Regions from separate parts of the Homo sapiens genome. Here regions 2 and 3 are each linked to region 1. The links are chromatin loops, found by intact Hi-C in ENCODE. Cell type or tissue: Calu3. All regions are shown on one strand.

Evidence for each region. Hi-C counts contacts between places; a loop is a spot of excess contacts. Peaks named below come from ENCODE experiments on the same cell type or tissue, not always from the same donor. Only the 100,000 strongest peaks of a DNase experiment are listed, where the experiment ranks them.
Region 2: a loop joins it to region 1, with 5 times the contacts of the local background. A loop is called at or near these places in 45 of 110 quality-filtered maps.
Region 3: a loop joins it to region 1, with 6 times the contacts of the local background. A loop is called at or near these places in 21 of 110 quality-filtered maps.

What each region holds. Positions count from the first base shown.
Region 1 is chr1:63,916,915-63,924,914 of GRCh38, reverse strand. All of the region lies in intron 1 of ROR1 (receptor tyrosine kinase like orphan receptor 1), which reads right to left. Among named protein-coding and RNA genes, the nearest start is that of ROR1, 150 kb to the right of the region's middle. RefSeq lists a silencer at 6,784-6,853. In Calu3, a CTCF peak has its summit at 6,877 (motif pointing right); DNase peaks (open chromatin) are centred at 4,084, 4,354, 6,844, 7,734 and 1 weaker place.
Region 2 is chr1:63,689,007-63,697,006 of GRCh38, reverse strand. The region is part of intron 1 of LOC105378771 (a long non-coding RNA gene); the gene reads right to left. Among named protein-coding and RNA genes, the nearest start is that of ROR1, 81 kb to the left of the region's middle. In Calu3, CTCF peaks have their summits at 4,684 and 4,911 (motif pointing left); a DNase peak (open chromatin) is centred at 4,896.
Region 3 is chr1:64,240,101-64,248,100 of GRCh38, reverse strand. UBE2U (ubiquitin conjugating enzyme E2 U) reads right to left here. Exons shown (of 10, transcript NM_001366232.2): 8 at 6,368-6,449. Among named protein-coding and RNA genes, the nearest start is that of UBE2U, 40 kb to the right of the region's middle. In Calu3, CTCF peaks have their summits at 1,550 (motif pointing right) and 4,908 (motif pointing right); no DNase peak of the experiment used is centred here.

The DNA.
Region 1 (8,000 bases):
CAATCCGCAAAACCTTCCACCGTTCTCAAGGGCTGATGAGAAAATGTGGACAGGGTCAGGCATTCTCCAGATTTAGATTAGATGTCACTCCTTTAGAGATGACTCCCTGATCCTCCAGAAGAGGGCCTCCTACAAAATGCTCCCAGGCCCTCCTGTGCTGCTCTCTTGTTAAATACTTGTTTCAATGGAAAATTCTTGCACTCAGTGCCAGTCTTCACTGTCAAACTTTAAGCTCGGTAAAGGCAGAGCCAGGTCTTTCATGGTTAGTTGCTATGAGCCCAGAGTTCAGCACATAGAGCAGCACACAGTGAGCTCTTTTCAAATAACTGAACGAGTGAATGAAAGTATCGGGAGGCAGTAGGCTGTATGAGATGGTCTCTCACCATACCGCAATGCTCTGAAGACGAGTGATTCTTCCACCCACCCCTTCCCATCAGGCCTGTCCATGGCCACTGGATCCCAAACCTCGGCTTGAATATAGACATTGAAAGACTTCCCTCTTATTTTTAAAAATTCATTTCTACTTATTTTTAATATATAATAAAAAATGTATTCATTCAATCAATCAATATTTGCTGAGTGCCTCTTATACAGCAGACACTGGTTAGAACTAGTGCTGTAACCCTGGCCAGAGTTACCTTCTAGTGGGTGGAGATAAACTGTCAACAAATACATGAGAAAACTTCAAGTAGTGCTGAGTACATGAAGAAAATTAAAACACTGTAATGTGTTAGAAAGTCACTGGGGGAGAGAATGTGGTGAGTTTCTACGGAGAGGTCAGGTGGTTCTCTAAATGAAAACCTAAACCCATGCTATCTGCATCTGGAATAACCTGCACAAAGTGAACTGTTAACCAGATACCAGAGGTTGCTAGCTTTATAGTCTTATGAAATGGAAGAACCCCGTGTTTAGAGCTACAAAATTTCCAGCTATGCAAAGATCTTGGAGAATAGCATTCCAGGCAAAGGGGACAAACAGCACATGCAAAGGTCCTCAGGCCCCCTGGTTTTGGTGCATCCAAGGAAGAAAAAGAAGGCCGTCATGACCGAGGCACAGTGAGCTGGGTATCGAGGGGCATCCAGTGGAGGTGGGTAAGTGGGCAGGGACCACAGCAGGTGGCAGTTTGCAGGGTAAGGGGTACAGATTGATTCAAAGTGCAATTGGAAACCGCTGAAGAGTTTTACAAAAGCGAATGAATGATCTGGTTTATATTTTAATAAAATCACTCTAGATGCTCTGTCAAGTGGGAGTACAAGCAGAAGACCAGGTAAGAAGCTAGTATAGTAATCTAGGCTAGAGGTGAAGCTGATTTAGACTAAGGTGGTAGCTAGACACAATATAGATAGGCTTAAGGCATAATTTAGAAGTGTCAGAATTTGTGATGACTTCTGAGAGGAGAGGGAAAGAGAAAAATTAAGGATGATGTAATCCAGAAGAAAGTAAGCTACAACAATCCTCTTTGCCTGGGTACCTACTGTGATCTGGCACCACTGGCTCAATTAACCCTCACAACTCAGAGAACGGAGTACTATCCTTATTCCCACTTGCAGGTGAAAAACTGAGACTCAAAGACATTGAGTAACCAGCCCAAACCAACAGGACCTTGCGTCTCCAGTGTCAATCACCTTTTCAAGATTCCACATGGCCTGGGATCCTGTTCCAGAGTTACAAGGAAGTTTGCAGAAAGTTTTGGGGGGGAACCCAGCACTCTGTGGGTATATTAAATGCTTTCTGAGCCAAGAGGGGCTGAAGTGCCACGCTGGGAAGCCCAAGGGCAGGTGTCACACGCAATCTGTTTTACATCAGTCGCCCAGGGTTATTTCAGCCCCGTGATCTCACATGCCCCGTGACATGATGGGATGTGACAGGGCCAACCCAGGAGGCCCTACCAACAGCACAGGAAGCTGGCAGTTGTTTTCATTATTACTATCATTAGAATCAAGTAGCTCTTTTCCACTGAGAGCCACTGCTAATTTCTTAGCCGGATGGTCACTAACACTGGTTAATCCATGTAATACAGGGGAATATGGAAACAACCCTCAGAGTTGGAGCTGGAAAAACCAAGACTAAAGTCCACTTAGTCCTAAACACTTGGAATAGTTAGGCTGTGTATAAGTCTCTTAACCCTCTAAGTCTCTAGTTTCCTCTTCTCTAAAATATGGGTAACAAAACCATCAACATCACAGCACTACATGAGGATTACCTGGATAAGCTGTGTTAAAGCTCATCATCATCATCATCAATACTAAAAAGAAAAAGCCTGCTGTCTTCAGTTGCCGCTCTCCTCTATTCCTAGGAAAAGTGAGCTGTAGAACTCTTTATGAAATTCTGCAAATTAAGAATTCAAAGAATTCTGGAACAATTCTCCAATTCTGTTGCAAAGAGACGGATGTTTGGCACAAAATCCTGGGCTTCGACATAAACTCATGCTATCTACCTCTGGAATAACCTGCACAAAGTGAACTGTTAACCAGATACCAGAGGTTGCTAACTTTATAGTCTTATGAAAAGGAGAGAATCACGTGTTTTGACCTACTAAATTGAAAAGACTTACCTTTTACAAAGAGAAACAAAACCAAACCCCAGGCAAGTGAGCCTGTCTGAGCTTTAGGTGCCTCATCTATGAAATTGGAACAATTTCATAATTCAGACTACCTTCCTCCTAGGAGTGTTGTGAAGATTAAGTAAAATAACTCACATAAAATACTCAGTAAATGTTATGTCCCTCACTTCCACTCCCCAGCCCAGAGACTTTCTTTATTCTTAATGGGTTCAGTGCAAGAAGGACAAGCTGTGATAGTCTAGGGGTTTCTATTGGTAAAGAAAAGGCTGAAGTGGGCTGCTCTGAAACAGCATGAAGCCAGAAGCTCTATGCATCTCCTGAATACAGAATAGGCTGAGAAGCATAACAAGCCCTCAGAGAGACATAAACCAAAGTGGGAGCTCCTGAGATACCCCCTCTTTCCTGCCTACTGCTGAAGACAGACTCTATATTTTTTAATTATAAAAATGCACATTTGCAGTGTTTCTTTGGTTTTCCCAAGAGCTTTTGTGCATCCTGTCTCACTTCTGCAGTCCTGGGTGGGCAGAGCAGATGTTTACCAGTCTGCTTTGTAGATGAGGATATCGGGACACTGAAAGGCTCAGTGATTAAACTAGGTCACATAGCAAGTCTGTAAATGAGCCCTGATGAGAACACAGGTTTCCTGACTTCTAGCCTCCCACCCCACCCGCCCCACCCCACTCTCTCTGCCGCACCTTATCAGTCATGTTCCTAGGATAGCGTACATTCTTCCTTTAACTTTAAGGTGTGTTAGCATTGTAAACCGTGCCATTGGGCCTTAAGGTTCCAAGCTCTTAGATTCCTTTGGTGCACATGGTAGCGACAACAACCATAATGATCATGTTAAACTGGGGCCTGGGGCCAAATCCAGGCCTACTGCCTCTTCTGGTGTGAAAGTGACAATATGTTCCTGTCTTATCCTGCTTGTATTTCCTCTGCCATTTACTTGGTTCTCTAAGATCTTGCTACTTCAAGAGGTCACCTGGATGTGCAGCGTCGCCACCCCCATGAGCTTGTTAGAAATGCAAACTCGCAGGCTCCACCACAGCACTTTCAAATCGGAATCTGCATTTTACCATGATTCCCAGGCGATCCAAACGCACGCTGAATTTAATAAGCACTGCCCTGAAGAACTCAAAATGTGTTCAATAAACCGTCAACACAGAACATGGAAGGTGATAAAACACCCATACTGGCAGTTCAGAGGTGATTACCGAGTTACTTCGATTGTCCTTTAATCATGGTGTCTGGCACACAGTAAGCACTACATAAACATTTTTAGAACTAATTGCTGATTCATTATTTAATAATTTAGTCCGTTTGTAGGGTCTGTTCATCACCCTTCTCTCCTACTGCTCCCTCTTCTGGAGAGTTAAATGAATTTGGACATGTAAAGCACTGAGAACAGTGTCTCCCACAGAGTAAATGCCCAACAAGTGTCCAACATTCTTACTAACAGGCCATGAAGGTAGCTGCCTTCCTAACTGACCACTTTGGCTGTAAGAAGGAATGTGTAACACGGGCCACCTTGGGGCTTTGTGGGAATGCCACTTGGTTAAAGGAATGCAAACTTATCTTAAGAAATAGACACTCTGAAGCATACTTTGTAATGCATAAAAAAATTATTCCAGTGGATTCCAGGGAAATGATTAAGTGTCCAGGAGAGGTGGGCTGACAGATTATCAGTGTTGGTATGTAAACTATGTTTGGCAGAGTAGCGAAAAGCAAAGCACTTCCTCATATCTGTATCTGCCTCTCGTCTTGCTTTTGATTTGAAGATAAGAGACTCTGGAGTAATGAATCATGGTGGTGGAGAATGGCGTGATGGACAGGCCTCCTGAATCCGGTCAGACAGACACTTCTGTTTCAAAGGTAGCCTTAAGCATTAATGAGCCTTCACTTGCTAACCACTCCACCCTCTTGCCTTGTTCTTTGCCACTACACTGACTTTGCTCTTACCATTAAACCATACCTATGAGACGCCTTCCTGCTATTCTTTCCTTACCCATCCTTTGAAAAACCAGCTCAAATAAATCCCTCCTCCCATCACCAGTGCTTCAGCCTGAGGTCTTTCCTTCCTCACTTATTTGGCAGCTGGGTGCTGTTTTGTTGTTTAATTTTTTTTCCATTTAATTTTCCAAGTTACACCAAATATTCCACCAAAGCAGGGATTGCATCTGATATTTCTTTGAACTTTCCCATCCTGCCCAACAATGTTTCTCACACTGAACAGGGTCTTGGCATTTATGGGTTTACTGAGCTATTTTTACAAACAGATAAAAGAAAGACAGGAGATTACAGATGGATTTCCCATCACTTTTAATAAAAATAACTGCATTTCTATAACATGAGAAACAAAAGCAGCTTTCAGCATTTTCAGCTGCATTTAAGCTACATTTATTTTGCCTCTGCTAAGCGGATATTTGGTAGTTTTCCCGGATAGTTGAACCACCTTATTTTCTGCTGATTCCTATTACTATCAGATCATAAGAAGGCATATTCTGAGACGAAGCTTTAAGTTATAGATCACTGTGCATCGCTAATAATTAGTCAATACTCAATAAGTGCTGACAGCTGTGCTAAATGCTTTAGGTGCATTAATCATGACAGCATGATGACGGCGGCACTATTATGATCCCCAATTGAACAAAGAAACAGGCTCTGGAAGAGTAATTTACTCAAGGTCAGAAAGACAGGAAGTAGCAAGGCCAATGGAAACCAATATCTCGTCTTCCAAAAGAACCCAGATGCTTACCCATTATGCTCTGCTGTCTCTGTGTAAGTTTCCTCTATCTTGCTGAAACAATAAAAAGATTATCTAATAAATTAATATAGTTATCTAGTGCAAAAAAAAAAAAAAAAAGCCAATTCAATGAACACTGCTCATAGGAAAACTCTACCTTTAGGGGAATTCAGCCCAGGCTATAAAACACATTCTCTGGGCTGATTTTTGGCATAAAATGTCAAGGACAAAATAAATTTTTTGCTGATTAAAAGAAAAACCTCTCGGTAGCGGCCATTAAATTTTACAGCTGAAGAAAGAGGGCATTCATCGGCATTGGCTCTTTTTGGTCCTTAATCATAATGCCTAAGCTCCTATTAGTTTTAGAAAAACAAAAAGGAATTTTTTTCTCAATGTGTCAATATAATGCACTCCTTCCCAAAACAATGTTAAATAAAAATGAGGCATTTTTTTAAAATGCTTGAAGAGAACCAGTCCTACCCTTTGACCCTGTGCATTGAACCATCATTTCAAAGATGTTTCAAAGCATTTTAGTCCTGTTATTTACCCTCTAGATATTCCTGTCTTTTGGAAGATTTGTCAGTTTTTTAGAAAATCTCAAGATATGCATTAACATTCATTAATACTGAACTTTCAAGGCTAACTGGTTTTATTTGCTTAGCAAACTTATCTTTTTAAAAAGATGAATGGTTAAAGGTATTTCCTCATGCTGGTCATTGTCTCGCGGAGACAGCACTGCCCACCGATTTTGGGACCCAGATGAGGTCTCAGGACACTCTTCAGAGCCTAGGGCTAGCTATGGAACTGTTCCACGCACTCAGCCTCATGCCTCACTACTTGTGTGGGCAGCATTTGGCCCTCTCTCTATTTACACAAACTCCCTAACGGTCTCTGGCACCACTGACGTCTCAGAGGGAGGCACAGTATATAGAGTGTTTCACAAGAAAATTTTTAAACAAAAGGAATTAAAGAAAAGCCCTGTTTAATAGTAAGTTTTTACCAAGCTCCTAAATTCTCGAGAGCATGTGAAATATTAACTTTCCCCAAATGGGAGCACAGAGCTTGCCTTGTTTCAATTCATAGTGTTGGGTCACAAACGCTCTAGAGAGTACCACGCCCCGTTCTTAAGAACCTACTGAGATTCTTCATAAAGAGTGGTTTAAAAAGCAAAGGGTCTGGGCTCAGACAGACCTGCGTTCAAATTCTGGTTTTGACACTTTCCAAGTCTCAGGTACTTCATCTATAAGGTGGAGATCATAGTGGTAACTACTTCATTGCTTTGTTGTGAGATTCCTGTCGTATGATGTGCTGCTCATACCAAGCATTCAGTGCGTCGTGCTGGGTGGAATATAGTCAGCCTTCCACTATTCTGACTCAGGGAGGGACGCTTTGGCAGAAAGTACAACATGGTGAATCTCTAACATAAATTCCTAAAACTTCTCCTGTTCCAGGCACCCAAACGCAATCTGGGTCTAGCTTGGTTTACGGCAGGTGCCGGGGCACCCGAGTCAGGGCTAACAACAAGCATGGCCTCAAGGGGGCACTAGACAAGAGTCTGCGAGATGGCAGGTAGTGGTGACTCCTCACTTTGGAACAACAGTTGTCTCCCCAGAGCTGGCTTTCTCATCCTCTCTGCCCATCACTAGGATGGGAGAGCAGCATTAAGAAATTAGCCACCACCCTACTGCCTTCAGAAGCTCCTAGATAATCCCAAGACAGCCATTTTGCTCACCCACATCACTGAGCCTGCAGAGGCCCTGTCATTATGCCACGTGCTTTCCACAAAACAACATTTGCCTCCACCAGGGGCAGGTGGCAACTCCTTAACTGTCCAATACTTTCCCCTCTACCAACCACAGTCATTTCCTGTGGCCAGGGCTCTCCCCACGTGGTCTGCAGCTCCATCTGCCACATCTCCATTTTCCTGGACAGTCACTCTTGATTTCTCATCATATACTCCTTTTGGATAAAGTAAAATGCTGATTGAGAAGCAAAAATGATTTAATTTTTTATAATTTTGCATCGGTTTCCATGAAACAATAGATCATACAAATCTGATTTGAGTCTAGCAATAGGGGATTGGTTGAATAAAATGATGGCAAATTAAATTTAGTGGATGCTTAATCCTGTTTACCATACTATTAAGGGAAAATCATATTATTTTATAGAATAGAAAAAAAATTTTAAAGTATATGCCAAAAAATGGAAAGTGGCTTTTCTTTGGTTGTAGAACTGTGATTGCTTTTTTTCTTCCTGTTTGCTTATTTGCATCTTCTGATGTATCTGTGATACATTTAATAATTAATTTCTTAAACAAATACCCTTTGAGTACCTGCCAGGTGTCAGGCTTAGACTGAGTGCCAGAATTACCCTCATGGAATTCACAGTCCAGTGGAAGAGGAGACATTCATCAGGTAATCACACAAATGTATAATTATAAACTGGGACAGGAGCCACAGGGAAAGTATGGTGCCCAGTGACCAATGTAAGAGGTCACCTGATGTCTTCTGCTGTGAGGTTGGGTTCAGGGACAGTGTCCGTAAAGAAATAATATGTAATGTTGACTTAAGGAAAGAAGAATTGAAAGCTGAAGGGGAAGGGAGCAGAAGGGCTCACACGCAGAGGACAGCAAAGGCCCTGAGGCTGGACCCTGCACAGTAACAGTCTAGGAACTGAAAGTAGGCCTGAGCAACT
Region 2 (8,000 bases), 230 kb after region 1:
ATTCAACTTTCTTCTCTCCTTAAATACAAGATAGTCCCATTCAGTGTTTGAGTAGCTGAGATAAATCATCCTCCTTATCATCCCAGGAGTCTGGAGAGATGGAGAGATACCCAGATTCCACAGATAGATATGGGGTTCAGGCAGGGGTCCATGTCTCCCTGGAGCTCCCTTGATCTGGCCCTTTGAAGGGGATACCTATTACCTAAAATAAAGCATGTGGATAAAATTTTAAAAAAAGAAATAAAGTATGTGGAAGGTGTTTATCAATTTGAATCCTCCTAAAGCAACTGACCTATTTGCCTCTGACCCTTCGTGTCTTAGTCTGGTTGGGATTCTATAAAAAATATCATAACCAAGTAGCTTATAAACAACAAGAATTTATTTCTTACAGTTCTGGAGGCTGAAAAAGTCCAAGATCAAGGCAGATTCAGTATCTGGTAGGGGCCCAATTTTCGGCTCATAGACAGCACCTTCCACATGGCAGAAGGGGCAAAAGGTCTGTCTCAGGCTTCTTTTTTTTTTTTTTTTTTTTTTTTAAGATGGAGTTTTGCTCTTTCACCCATGCTGGAGTGAAGTGGTGCTATCTCAGCTCACTGCAACCTCTGCTTCCCCAGGTTCAAGTGATTCGCCTGCCTCAGCCTCCCGAGTAGCTGGGATTACAGGCATAAGCTACTACGCCCAGCCTCAGGCTTCTTTTATGAGGGCACTAATTTCATCCATGAGGGTTCCAACCTCATGACCCAATCACTCCCAAATGCCCCACCTCCTAATACCATCACCTTAGGGTTGGGGATGTCAACATATGAATTTGGGGGCACAGAAACAAGCACTTCACAAGTTAATTTCTGATGAATAGGTCAGAGTTACTCTTTCTGCCTTACCACTCATTGACACCTTAGCCCACAGCAATCTGGCTTCCTCTCCCACTGCTGTCATGATACTTCTCATTCAAAGATCATTAGTGATCTCTAACTGTCAGCTCCAAGGGACTGTTCGCAGGCTTTTTCCAGCTTAATCTTTCAGAAGTTCCTGACACCTGACCAGCCTCTCCTCTAACTCACCCTTGCACAATGTTTTCAGCCCTTCTCTCTCCTGGTTCTTTCTGCTGCCTCTAAATGGAGGAGTGCCCCCATATTCTGCTCTCAGCCAACTCTTTTCTCTCTAAATTTGCTTATTTGGCAAATAGGGCTATTATTGCTACAGATAATAAAAACTAGCGTCTATGGAATATGTATCTGAGACAAGTGCCAAGCATACCACATGCATTATCCTGCCTAACCCTAACAAAAACTCTGTGAGGTTAGTGGTGTCATAATCTCATTATAAAGATGAGAAAGGCTAGGCAAAAAGCAAGGTTAAGTAAGTTGTGCAATGCCACATGGCTGGCATGGGTTGGAGCTAGACAAGGCCAGTGCCTGCCCATAGCATGCCCTTTTTCAAATATGAAATCACCATTCTCGTCCACTTCCAAAAAGGGCACCCTATGGGCAGGCACCGGCTTTCCTCTGGGCAGGTGCAGCCCCATTTCAGAGTACTTGGTTTGGTAAGCACAGGGAGCATTTAGCCCCACTCATCTCCTTAACCAAGCTCCCTACTGCAAGGCACAAAGTACAAGAGTGTACAAGGCACTCATGGAGCCAGAATTCAAACCCTGGCCTCTCTAACTCCAGAGACACCGTGTCTCACCAATCCCCTATGCCCCTACCTCACAGCATGTTGTGAGGATTAAAACTAAACAGATCATGAATGTAGAGCACTTGGCTCAGAATTTGATGTGTAAGAAGTACGTGATATAAAATAGTCACTATTATTGTCATATTATTCATATCACCATTCCCATCCACTTCTAAAGCTTCAACAAACTCATTCATCAAATGTTTAATTATTGCTCATGTGCCAAGCAGTACGCCAGGTGCTGAGGTTTCAAAGATGAATAAAACACTGTCACTGCCTCATTGTATTGAAAATCTAGCAGGAAAGAAAGCCACACAAACAATGAACTGAAAAAGTGCCAAGCACAGTAACCAGAGGTGATACAAAGTGCTGTGTGAGCACAGAGAAAGCATTACACCAGTCTGGGTTAGGGACAAGGACCAAGCAGATTTTATGACGGCTTCAGAAGGGAAGGAAAATTTTAAAGGAGTCTGGATCGTTAGATGCTGGCTAGTCTAGATGACTTGGAGGGACAATCTAGAGAGAGGAAACTGCAGGAACAAAAGCAAGGCATGGCAATAGGGAAGGACATGGTTATGTGGCCTGGAGTTTGCACTTGTCAACCAGAAGTCATTGAAAGTATCTAAGCAGGGCTGGGATGCAGTCAGATCTTGGTTTTAGAAAGCCCTGGCATCTATAACAGTGTTTGCACATAGTAGGAGCTTAGTAAATGTTTAGAAAAATGGATGAATGAATGAATGGCTTGAAGGAAACCTAGCCTCCATGGTATAAGCACTGAAGACATTCACACATCAATTTTAAAGTCCTCTGGGGTTGCATAAACATGTGTGCTCACACTGTACTGTGGGAACAAACTTGTATTTACAGAATGTTAGCACTGAAAGAGTCCCTGATGAGGAACCACTCCTGTCTAACTCTACCAACCCAGAAGCTGAGGCCCAGAGAGGGAAGTGGCTTGTTGAAGTGATTCATCTCATGACCCAGTCTCAATTTTGGCTGCTGCAAGTGTGACCATCCATAAGTCTAATGGCCTTTCTAAGTTTCTGATTTGATGAGGTGCTTGCTTTAGGGATTCTGTTTTTTCTCGAACACACATCTTTCATATTTCTATCTCCATAACTTGCTTATATGCCTGGGCCCCTGCTAGAATGCCTGCATCTGTATTCTTTCCAAAGATGATTCATCCTTCAAGCCTCTTTTCCTCCAAGAAGCCTCCCCTGACTACCCTGGCATAAGCGGTCTTTACTTTCACTAGCAGCAGTTCTTGAATACTTATTGTATGCTAAGAACTGTGCTTGGCAATTTACATTCATGCATTATTTATATGTAATAAATGTAAAATGTGTTTACATTTATTACTTAATCTTTACAAGAGGCCTATTAAATGTGGGCTATTGTTATCCCCAGTTTACAGAAAAGGGAATGAAATCCCCATCAATATAAGAGCTAGTCGTGTACTACACAGTGGGTTAAATTCTTTCCATGGATTATCTAGATTATCCTCACAACAACCCCATTAAGTTGGTACTGTTACTATCATTTTCACTGAACTGACAAGAAACCTGAGTCTCAGAATGGTGAACTTATTCAGATTCTCACAGAGATTAGGTCATGCATCCAGGATCAAACCCAGCCCCACTGGCTTCCCAGTGAGGATGATGACTTGCCCAGGGTCATCCCCAAGCACAGGTGGTACCCCCTGATCTGAAAGCCCATGCTTCACCCCCTGCTCTAGACAGCCTTCCATCACCCAACTGTCCATCCAAACCACCACTCACTTGGTTCTTTTTCTTGGTGGTTTTTTGTTTTTTGTTTTTGAGGCAGAGTCTCGCTGTGTCACTCAGGCTGGAGTGCAGTAGCAGGATCTCTGCTCACTGCAACCTCTGCCTCCCAGGTTCAAGCAATTCTCCTGCCTCAGCCTCCCGAGTAGCTGGGATTGACAGGCACCCACCACCATGCCTGGCTAATTTTTGTATTTTTAGTAGAGATGGGGCTTTGCCATGTTGGCGAGGCTGGTCTCGAACTTCAGACCTCAAGCGATCCACCTGCCTCGGCCTCCCAAAGTGCTGGGACTACAGGTGTAAGTCACCATGCCTGGCCCTCATATTATTTCATTAATGAATTATTCTTTACCCTTTAGATGGTATTTATTCATTTGTGTGTTGATTCATTGACTCTGTAAATATGCTTAGAACTTATGCTAAATGCCAGCTCTTTGAAAAGGTGTTTGATGAACAAGTCAACATGGTCTCTGGTCTCACAGAGTTTGCAATATGTTGGAGTGCCTTTTAAGTGGCAATCCTCATATTATTTATCTCTTTTTTTTTTTTTTTTTTTTGAGTCAGTCTCAGTCCATCACCATATTGGCCAGGCTGGTCTTGAACTCCTGACCTCAAGTGATCCACCAACCTTGGCTTCCCAAAGTGCTGGGATTACAGGTGTGAGCCACCGCGCCAGGCCCTTTACTTGTTATTAAATAGCATGTTTGTTCCTATGTTTTTCTTCTCTAGCTGGATCACAATTTCCTTCTGAACAGAAAACGTGCCTTTGAAACCTCGGTATCCCAACACATGAGTGCTTATGCAGTATTGATTAATTGGTTGATTAATAAGATGACTCAACTACAGAATTAATTTTGCATTTTTTTTTTTAGTATGGAGGTGTTTGTATAAACCAGCAGCCCAAAGGTACATTGCAGAAATGGTGATTGCAAATCCCATTTACTTTTCATACCTTATAAAGTACAGCCCAAAATAAAAATGTCATGTGCTTAAAAGAAAAAAAAAATTGAAATTCATATCTCTCTTGAAGGATTACCTTTTTTAAACACCCCTGAGTCCCTAGAATGCCACCAAGTAGTTGCTCTATAAATACTGTTAATCAATTGGTGCATAGAGACACATTATATCTTAACAGTGAGGAATATTTTTGTTAGGTTTTTGGTCCCCTAGACTTTTATTGTAGCTTAAGTCCCATTGATTTTACACTGGACCTGATTTCTTTATGTGAATTTCCTTCCTCAATAACATAAGGGCCTACTCCCTGAGAACAGATTGTAAAGTTTTGAAATAGCTTTGTACAAGGAAAAAAAAAAAAAGCAAGCAAGCAAGAAAGAAAAGATTTTACTGCCAGACTATTTTTCCAGCTCTTACATCAGAAGTCAGATGTTGCCTGTTGGTTTCCTTCGCTAAGGACCAGCTTTAATCCATCGTGTTGTCGCCTTCTACTGGTGACAAATGGAAGGTGACTTGTTCTATAAGGCTAGGGCGTGGAAGCTTTTTGCCTTTAAAATATTCAGCTGCTTTTGTAGCTAAGAACATTTTGTTTTCAACAGTAAATCTACCAGCCGGTGGCAGGCTCGATTTACTCACCTAAATAAAAATCTTTCCCCAATTCTCAGGGCCCTCCAGGACTAATTTTACAGCAACTCTTACTTTCATTGTATCATATTCATATCCTACAATTTCACTCCATCAGAGCTTCTCCTAAGGAACTCTATTTTTCATCATTGTTTCCTCTGCACCTAGCACAGGTCTGGAGACAGAGTAGTTACACAATAAATGTTCATTGAATACATGTATGTGGAAATTAATTAAAGCATGAAAGGAAGGGAGCTCCAGAGGGAGATTTTCTTTTAATTTTTTTTTTTGTTTGAGACGAGGTCTCACTATGTTGCCCAAGCTGGTCTCAAACTCCTGAGCTCAAGCAATCCATCCGCCTTGGCCTCCCAGACAAACTGCTAGGATTACAGGCATGAACCACCGCGCCTGGCTAAGAGAGGGAGATTTTCTATATGTCTCTCAGCTGGTGGCAAGCTGCAGAAAGCCACATTTGGTTTCGTCATCAAGAAGTGCTTCAAAATTTTCATCAGCAGATTCTAAAATCAGGGTAAAAACTATTTTTTCCCTTTTCCTCTTTTTCCTGTAGCTGAGCAGAATTAAATGCCTGACATTGTTTAAATCAAGGTCATTAGGCTCTCAGACTCTCAGGCTGTGCTTTTCACTTTTTTCTTTGAGGTTCTTGGTAATTGCAGGGCAGCTGAGTTTTTTTTTTTTTTTTTCTAGAAGGCAGAATCAAAGAAACTAGTCAGCATAGCTGTGATGGACATTTGCAGGTTGTACTGTCTAGCATCAATCTTCCTTTCCATTAGGGGAACACCTGTTGTGGGTAGCTTGAAGGGACAGTGCCCTGCCTCCTTCTCCTGGTCTCCTGGCAGCCACGAACCTGGCATGTAAGCCAACATCAGCCAGTTGAATACTCTTTGACTCATGAGGGGATGGTGAAACTTGAAAGGTCATTACAGTTATTTTATAGTAGCAGTTGTGGGGGTGAAGGGCACAGACCCAGGGATAAGCTTGGCTGGAGAGTCCATGCTTCCATCAGGAGGCCATGCCCCAGACATAGCACCTTCCAGGCAGTGAAAGTTGGGGCTCCAGCATCTCCAAGCGTCTTGGCCCTCTGGAGTTGTCTTGTGTAATGGTTAATATTGTAATATTGTAATGGTTAATATTGAGTGTCAACTTGATTGGATTGAAGGATGCCGAGTACTGTTCCTAGGTGTGTCTGTGACGGTGTTGCCAAAGGAGATTAACATTTGAGTCAGTGGACTGGGAAGGTCAGACCCACCTTAATCTGGGTGGCAAAATCTAATCAGCTGCCAGCGCAGCCAGAATAAAAGCAGGCAAAAGAACATGGAAAGAGTAGACTGGTTTAGTCTTCTGGCCTACATCCTTCTCCTGCACTGAATGCTTCCTGCCCTCAAACATTGGACTCCAAGTTCTTCACCTTTGGGACTCAGACTGGTGTCCTTGCTCCTCTGCCTGCAGATGGTCTATTGTGAGACCTCACCTTGTGATTGTGTGAGTCAATACTCCTTAATAAACTCTCCTTTATATATACATCTATCCTATTAGTTCTGTCCCTCTACGGAACCCTGACTAATACACCTTGGCTCTAGCCTCTGTTCCAAACATGGTCTTCCAGACTTTCTGGAAATTTTGTGAGCCCACATTGGAAGATTTTCCAATTAATTACCCTTTTGACTCAACTAAACCAAAATCAGTTTCTGCTACTTGCATTACTTGCATCTGAAAAAAATTTAATGAATTTATAATGAGCAAAGGAAAAGAGAAGTCAAAAAAAAAGAGAAAGAGAAAAAGAATGAAAAAAGGAAGGAAGAAAGGAAGGAAGGGAGGGAGGGAGATGAAAGAGAAAGATCCTGGAGTCTTCTGGTTGGCAAATGTGTGCCTATCATATGCTCAATGTATAGTAGGCACTAAAGTTGGATCAAAGAAAAGTTCCTTTATGAAAAACATTAACATATTACAGGATGCTTGTTTGGTAGTCTCCTTACCTGATCCCCATCTCAGCTCTAGAGTTGAGTCAGATAAACTCAAATCACCTACTCAAAGCATGTGGTCCATCCAGCAGGAACCACCTGTGAACTTGGAGAAATGCTGAATCTCAAATGGTCCCCAGACTTACTGAATCGGAATCTGCACTTACACAAGGTCCCCAGTGCACATTACAGTTTGAGAAACACCGTCTGTGAGACCATAATTACGTTGCTTACTCTCTCATGTCTCAGAGTTTTCATCTGTACAATGTAAAAAATAATAAGACCTAATTCATGTATACGGTAGAAGCATATGAAATTGTAAGTATTAAACCAGTTTGACCTATTCTAACCTACTACTTGTTTTTAGGATTCAATCAAACTTTCCATAGAAAGTGCTTATCACAGTGCCTGGCACAAAGGTAAAATCGGAAAGCCTGGGATGTGGAGAAATGCCTGCACATGGGTGCCCTGCTATTGTGTGTTGGGTTACCTCTCCAGCCTTCACTGTGGCCATTCTAAAATGGGTGCTGTTGTGGATTCATTCATTTAGTGGAAAAATACAGGCTGCCTGTTGTGGCCAGGCACTGTGCTAGGGGCTGGTGATACCGCAGGGTGGCAGAGCTGCTATGCCCCCTCAGGTCTTCTCATTTTGCGGTTAACTGGCCCAACAGACTCTCAGCACCCATATGTCTTTGCTTTAAGGCCTTTCTTTTTTTAAATGGAGGAAACCTGCCATACCCATGTACAAGACAGAATAGACAAGTCTTAGAATTAACACCCCCAGGGCAGCTCTAGCTCCCCCACTCCTCAGGCAGGTAAACTCTAAGGCAGGTATTTGACATTAGCTCCCAGTGTGTCCCCAGTGGAGTTAAGCTCCAGCTTCCCAGATGGTAAGGTGATTTAAAAAATTCATTCTTCACTGGTCTCCTTCCCTACCCTGCCTCGCCTCCCTACTCCCCTACAAGAGTTGCCTGAGACCACTTCCTAA
Region 3 (8,000 bases), 320 kb before region 1:
TTAAAACTGTCTTAGTTCGTTTAGTGTTGCTACAAATACCTGGGAGTGGGTAATTTATAAGGAAAACAGGTTTATTTAGCTCACAATTCTGCTGGCTGGAAGACTGGGCATCTGGTGAAAGCTGTTTCCACTCATGGCAGAGGTAAAGGGGAGCCGGTGTGTGCAGAGGTCACAGGCGAGAGAGGAGGCAAGAGAGGGAGGGGAAATGTCAAGCTAATTTTTTTTTTTTTTTTTTTGTGAGACAGGTCTTGCTCTGTCACCCAGGCTGGAGTGCAGTGGCACAACCATGGTTCACTGCAGCCTCGACCTACTGGGCTCAAATGTTCCTCTCACCTCAGCCTCCCACTTAGCTAGGACCACAGGCATGTGCCATTATGCCTGGCTAAGTTTTTAATTTTTTGTAGAGATGAGGTCTCACTATATTGCTCAGGCTGGTCTCAAATACTGGCTTCAAGCATTCTTCTTGCCTTGGCCTCCCAAAGTGCTGGGATTACAGGCTTGAGCCTCCATTCCCAGCTGCCAAGCTCTTTTTAACAACTAGCACTCCCGGGAACTAATGGAGAACTTACTTATCCGCCATACTCCTCCACCCTCCTTCCCTGCCCAAGGGAAGGCATTAGTCTCTTCATAAGGGATCTGCCCCCATGACCCAAACACCTCCTATTTTCCAACACTGGGATCAAATATCAACATAAGATTTGGGGAACATCTAAACTAGCACCATATATGTTTGTGACTCATATTAAAATTCCGCTTTTTCAGGAGAGAGGAAGGGAGAAGCCCTAAGCCATGGTGTTTATAGTAGGGGTGGTTCCACTGGATTTTGTGCTACAACCAGAAATCCATGGTAACTTTTTGAGGCTACATTGGAGAGAGAAATTGATGGAATGAATTATATCCATAAGAGGGAACCAATAAAGAATACTGAATTCATAAAAATCAGCTGAAAGAACGGAGTGTGTTTATTCTAAAAAAGAGATGTAAGAGGAGGTAGGAGAAAGACATAACTATCTTCTGAGACTTCAAGGGCAATTTCACAAAGCAGAAATGGCCTTATTTGTGTTGTTTCCAAAGACAAGTGGCAATAGTTTCTTTTCTGCCCTAATAGCCTCCTTTGAATCCTGCCTTCCACCAATCCCCAAGGCCATCCCCAGGTCCTCAGTGTCTGACATGGTGCCTGCTTGATTTAAGGAAAAAAGCGTGGCTTGTGGTATCTGGCAGGCCTGCATTTGAATTTCAGCTTTGTTACTAAGTATATAACCTTAGGGAATTTTCTTTAACCTTTTCTGCACATCTTCTTTATGAAATGGAGCTAATTTCCCATTTCTGGAATGGTTGACTATCAAAAGGTGTTAGATACAAGCTAGAACTGAAGAAGATTAGAGCTATTTAATGCTTCTTGAATTACCAAGCTTCCTATCTCTAAAAACATCCAAGCAGAGACTAAATAGTTGCTTGGCAAAAGTCATTTTTTCCTAAAGGATTTTCCTCCCTTTGTTTATAATTTTTCCCACGTGTGTATTTAAAAATACAGGCAGTGTCCATTCTAATGCTAATTCACTTGTTAACCACAAGATGGCAGTCAAGGTTTAATTTTAGGGAATAAAGCTAGCACTCCTTAAAAAATGCATTAAATACATAATTAAGTAAACTTATAAAAAACATGTTTAAATTCAATAACCCTGAAAGGACAACACGAACATATATTAAAAGAATCTACTCAGCATGAACGTTTTCCATATAAAGGGGATCAAACATAGGTATACCAAAAGAAAGATTACTTATCTTTTGTGAGTTAAAACATGCTCACAAAATCAGACACCAAAGAAATGTAGAAAAAATATGTATTAGTCTCTTAATTTAAAAGACAGGACAACTAAGTCCAGAGTGGGATTTACAGATATAAGAAAGTTTTTTTATTGGTATTTGATATTGCACAGATGTTCTTTTTTTACATATAAGAAAAAAAAGAACTAACATTGTTTAATAATAGAATTTAATATTGAGAAAAAACACAACTTTTTCACAAAATGTACACTTGATTGTGCTTGCGATTGGATAGGCAATATTTTTACACTTACCTGAACAATTTAAACTTTTATTAAGTACATATTAGTAGGCAAGAAAGAAACAGTTTAGTTTTAATTTGCAAATAAAATTTATGTTTATCAGTAACCTCAGGAAAACTCGCTAATCTCTGTGCCTCCATTTCTCTCACTGGTAAACTAGAGATAATATCCATCTCCACCTTTACGGAATGTCTGGGGCGTCAGGGGTTGGGGGATGGGTCTTAGGAGCGGTTATCCATTGAAAAGGAGGTTAGGAATCAGGTCTTGGGCTGTCAACAAGGCAAGCAAAGTGGTCTGACTTGGAGTACAGGTTGATTTGTTGTGGCTTTGAAGGAGGCTGATGGGTATTATTGTGGGTTACACTTACACGTGTGACTGTCAACTCCACAGGATGGCCAACATGAATTAGGAAATGAAGGGAGAACGCCGGGCATACAGGAAGTACTCAGCCATGTTAGTTCCGGTTCCCTCTATACCTACTCGGTATAAACAAGAAGCAATATTCTTTTCTAAAGCTACACCGAATGTAAACCACCACCAGGACTGATAAGTTTTATTTAGACAACTTGCTAGCTGCCAAAGCTTAGAATACTGATAAAGATTTTTCTGTTGTCACAGAAGCAATCATTAGCTAGAGTATGGCACAAACATAGTTTTATATGTGCACAACCAAGAACACTCGAAAGAACAGCTTTCATTGCTTTCTGATTTTATATCTTTTACTATTTCTCTGGAGAACTTAAATACAAACTACTGATTAGATTACAGATTCGTATCCTTTAACGGAAAGAAAGCACTTTCATGAATACAAAAGACACTCAAGCCAATAGGAAAGAAAAAAGGCTTTAGAAAGGAACACCAAACCAAATAATTGATTAATGAATATTTATGAGCTGCTTATAATGACAATGTTTCTATTAATAGTAACAAAGACTTGCCAAATTAGAGATTTTGCATAAAATATTCATGAAAGCCATTTACATTTCCAGTTTTCAATCACTGTTTCCAACTACACCTTAGAACTCCCAAAATAGAATCCTAAATCTTTACATTAGAATGAACCTTAAAAGTTTGCAACTCAATTTTATTTTTCTAAAATGAACTTTCTTCACATTTAATCCTAATACTAATTGAGAAAACAGGGTGAGGATGCGTTTTTCAACTAACATTAATTGAGTGCCTACTATTTGCCAGGCACCATGCTAGGTACAGAGAATGCAAAGGGACACAAACATCCCTGCCCTGGTCCCTCTTCATGAACAGATGAATTTCCACATCACACATGCTGAAAGACATGGGAACAGAGAATATGGAGAGAGAGGATGGGGTAACTGTGAATGCCTGAGCTTGTCAGTGACTGTCTCTACAAAAAGACATTTGGGCCAGCTCTTCACAACATCTTTGTGAAGCACTTCACCAGGCAGAAGAAATGATGGAGGTGGAGTAGAGAAGGAAAAGGAACCAGAGGCATATAGGAACTACAATAAATGTAGTTATGATAGGTGTTGTTTTCTAACCTGAGAAAAGACAAATTTTACATGTTTCCAACAGATTGTTTTTATTCTCTGAAAAGTAGGGTGGCATGAACTTTCATCTCCTCCTCTCCCCAGGAACTAAAATTTATTGAATGCCTATGTGTGATGCTATATTAATTTTTATTTTATATATGTAACAGATATATAATATACACATTTTTATATAATTTTTATTTATATCTCGAATGAAATCATATATATAAAATAATAAGCGTCAAATGCAAAACAACTTTGCAAGATAGGTAAGGTTATCTCCATTTAACAGATAAAAAAACAAGTTCAGAGTGGTTAAGAATTTCTCCAACATCTGTTTGACTCTGAAGCTCATGCTCTTCCCCTATGCTGCTTCCAAAGAAAGATTTTTCATCTGCAAATTGAATGAGGGCCACAGTAAAGTTTTAAAAGCATGAATAATAGCGAACTTTATGAGTGCTTGCCATGCACCAGATACTGTTTGAAGCATTTTACATATATTAATTTATTTAATCCTCACACCTTCCCTGGGAGGTAGGTACACTTATTACTGCCACTTAACAGATAAATCTGAGGCACAAAAAAAATCAGTGACCTTGCTCAAGGTCACAGAGCTGGTAATTGGCAGAGCCAGAATTCAAATCCAGACAGTCTGGCTCCAGTGCCCCTGCGCTTAAGAGCTCCACATTCCACTTTTTAACTGACAAAATCCTAGCTCTACACCAGCAGCAAAGACCTTGCTGATCCGAGGCAGAAGGTACAACGTGGTAAGGAGGTCTTAGGTCCCCAAATAATAGTGAGAAAAAAGAATTCAGTGTGGCTTAAGAATAAGGTATTGATTGATGAGGGGAGGGAAGGAAGTAGCAGGAGAGACAGGTTTCTCTTTTTCTTCAATGCTATGCAAATACAGGGTTCTCAATTTACATTTCCTGTTTTTTTGAAACAGGAAATTTCAGCGTAAGGAAAGCATTTTCGAATATTAAAAACTGAGAGATGCTTAATATGGCATGCACAATATAGACCAATTACTCATGTGCATAGATCCCCAAACATTTTCTACTTGATTCTCTATGAATTGTCCTCTTTATCATACCCCATGTATTTTGATGAACACAAGACTTTTGATAATTATTTGAAGAGAAGTTGAATTTTGCCATTCTTTAGATTTTTTAGATTTTACTATACCTCTAACATTTGCATAGTCAATATTTATGCCACAATAAAATGCAGATAAATATAATATCTTTTTAAAACTGCATTTAAATAGTGGAGTTTTTGACTAATCAACACCAGCGTTTTGAAGCAGCAAATATCACTTGATCTAAATATATTCTCATCAACCACCAGATGGCATAAGGTGTGAGGGTTTTATTCTGACAGGGTCACTATGCACATGATAATTTGACCTGTAACTTTGAAATAATGTATTTGGAAAAATGTTCCAGCACTCAAACAGCTCACAATTATTTTAGCCATATGTAGAAGTGGATGGATAAATTGAAAATGACACGGTTCTACTTTTTCTAAATTTTTGGGTTCTGCAGGATGTTGGCATTACATAATGAATCGATGATCAAACAAATAAAACAGTTCTGTTAAAGGAAATAAAAAAGGAAGTCACGTCAAAGAAAAATTAACCTTATATTCTAAGTAGGTTTCTTCAACTCTAAAAGAAACTTAAAACATGCCTTCAGGAAAAAAACATGCTTATACTCCTTCAAATTTTGCTGGATAAAAAACTTTCTACTTCCTGTAATTTATCCTGAAAGCAGAAAAGTATATCAAATGCAAAAGCTTTTCTCTACTTTAGCTTGAAAGAAAGTTGTTACAGAATCAACAGAAGAAAGAAAATCCAACTGAAAAACTCAGTCTGAACTATATGATGTTAAAGGATAGGGAATTACATTTTAATATACTCAATTTAAAAAAATATATTCAATTCCTCAGTTGCTTCAGAAATTCAAAATACAGCACGTTATCTTTATTCATCGTGTATTTCCATCTAGAAAAGAGGGCACTTGGTTAACAGTAAACTGAAGAGCTAAAAATTGAGATAAATGAGATAAACACAAAAAATAGGATCTTTAATTCCCCTACCTTTATGGTCACACACTCAGAGTACCTTGGAATGAGCACACCAGAAAAAATGACTAGCACAACACAGCCAATACCACAGAACTGAAATGGCATCTTTGTTGTAACATGATGAAGCAGAAAAACTGCCTTCAGGGGTCAAAAGACCAAAGATGAGATTAAGGTTCCTTCCTTAATGTGGTCTAAGAGTCAATGATTTCTAAAGATATAATAATTTATGTTTGTATTTTACTATATCCTTCTTCATTAGATTTAATATATTTGGTCTTGAATGAGAAATCTGTGGGAGAAGAAACAATGTTTGGAGCTACAAAAAGGATGAAAAGCTAATTGATGATATATAGTTTTTTGCTTTTCTTTTTTTTAAAAAAAAAGCTATTTCTAAGTCACATGTTGATAAGGATGATGGAAATGAGAGTAAGAGAAATAATGGGAAGGATATTACGAGATTTCTTCACTGCAGATCATGTCCTATCTCCATCTTTGGCAGCAAATATGTAGCAAAGATATTTCCTACCTGGGTTCATATGAAAGCAAGAAATGATCATTTCTTTTATTCTTGTTCTTATACTGAGAAAAGGGTATAAGTTGTTATTTCCAAGGGTTTCTTCTGTTATTTCCAAGTTGGATAGTAGAAAGTGGAATAATAGACAATTCAAGTTAATGTACACATTCAAGGCACTTCATATTTCTTACTTTAAATTCCATTCTTTCTGATGCTGTAGATCCATTTTCTTCCATTTGTAATACTGTCCAATGAAATTTGGAACTTTGAGCACTGAAATTAGAATATTAAAAAAAGAAGCTATACATACATTCTTTAATAATAGTTAATAGTTAAAAGTTAAAAATCATTCACTTCTCATTAACTTGATATGTGGCAATAACATGCACTATATAATTCAAGTCATATTACAATCCTTAGAAACTTTCCAAATTACTTGCTTTTATTGGAACATCATAATATTAGATATTGTTTGAAATAGATTATGACTTGGAAGTTATTTTCATTATAATGAAAAACATTATATATCCTTTATCATGTTAAATAAAATTTATAGGAGACCATTGTTTTGGACTGAGCACCTACCTTAGGCATTAACAGACCAAACAAAATGGAGTTACTCATGCTAAGTGTCATGCAATAAAACTGAAACTTTAAGGAAGCAGGACAATCTTAAGCAGATCAGTTTTTTCAAAAGAAGAGATTCACAGCCACCAGTCAGAAGGGGCCCAGTCAACTTGAAGTGGCATGATAAGGAAGTCCCTGTGCTTTAACCCTTACAAGGAAAGTAACTGAAGTGCCTTATGTTAACCAATCCAATTTTTGTATTATTCTGTTTTCTTATTCCTGCTCTAGTTACCTTATAAAAACTAACTGTTCTGCTATGCTCAGTAGATCACTTATCTGTTTTTAAGATGAGATGCTGCCTGATTCATGAATCACTAATGCAAGCCAATTAGATCTTTAAATTTATTGAAATATAGCCTGGCCAATGTGGTGAAACCCCATCTCCACTAAAAATACAAAAATTAGCCAGGCGTGGTGGGACACACCCGTAATCCCAGCTACTCAGTAGTCAGAGGTTGCAGTGAGCTGAGATTGCGCCACTGCACTCCAGCCTGTGTGACAGAGTGAGACCCTGTCTCAAAAATAAATAAATAAAAATTTAAAAAGAGAAATTTTGTTTTGAGCAACAATAATGAAGAAAGTATTAAAATAACTCATATAAAACCAAGACATCATAGTTTAACAAAATTCTAATTCAGCACTTCAAGTAGAAAATTAGAATTTTGAAGTTGGAAATGACATTAAAGACCTTGCTTGATCCTTCACAAAGCAAGAATCTCCAACAGATGATCATCCAGGTTCTGAATGAATTACTTGCAAACTACAGAAAACACACCACTTTGTAGTTGGGAGACTGCCCATTCCATTGGCAGATAAGGGTTACAATGTCCTTCCTTAATCTGACTGCTGTGAGTTTCCACTGGTCTTAGTTCTAACCTCTGGAGCAATACTAAGTTCATCCCTCTCCCACAAGAGAGAGCCCTCTAATAGCTCACAGGGAAGCCTCAGTTCTTTTAACTTGTTCTTAGGATATGATTTTCTAGAAACTTAACCATCCTTAATGCCCTGGTGATAAACTCTTTTGATGTTCCTATTAAAGTTAGTGTCCCAAACTGGATCAGGACCTTGAATTGGTTTGAAGCAAAGATGCAAATGGGCTTACTACCTCCCTTGCTCTGTGGACTATCAATTCAGCTCAGACCTGCATTAGTATTTTCTGGAACTCATATTACATCACCACTGGCTCTTAAGTTTGTG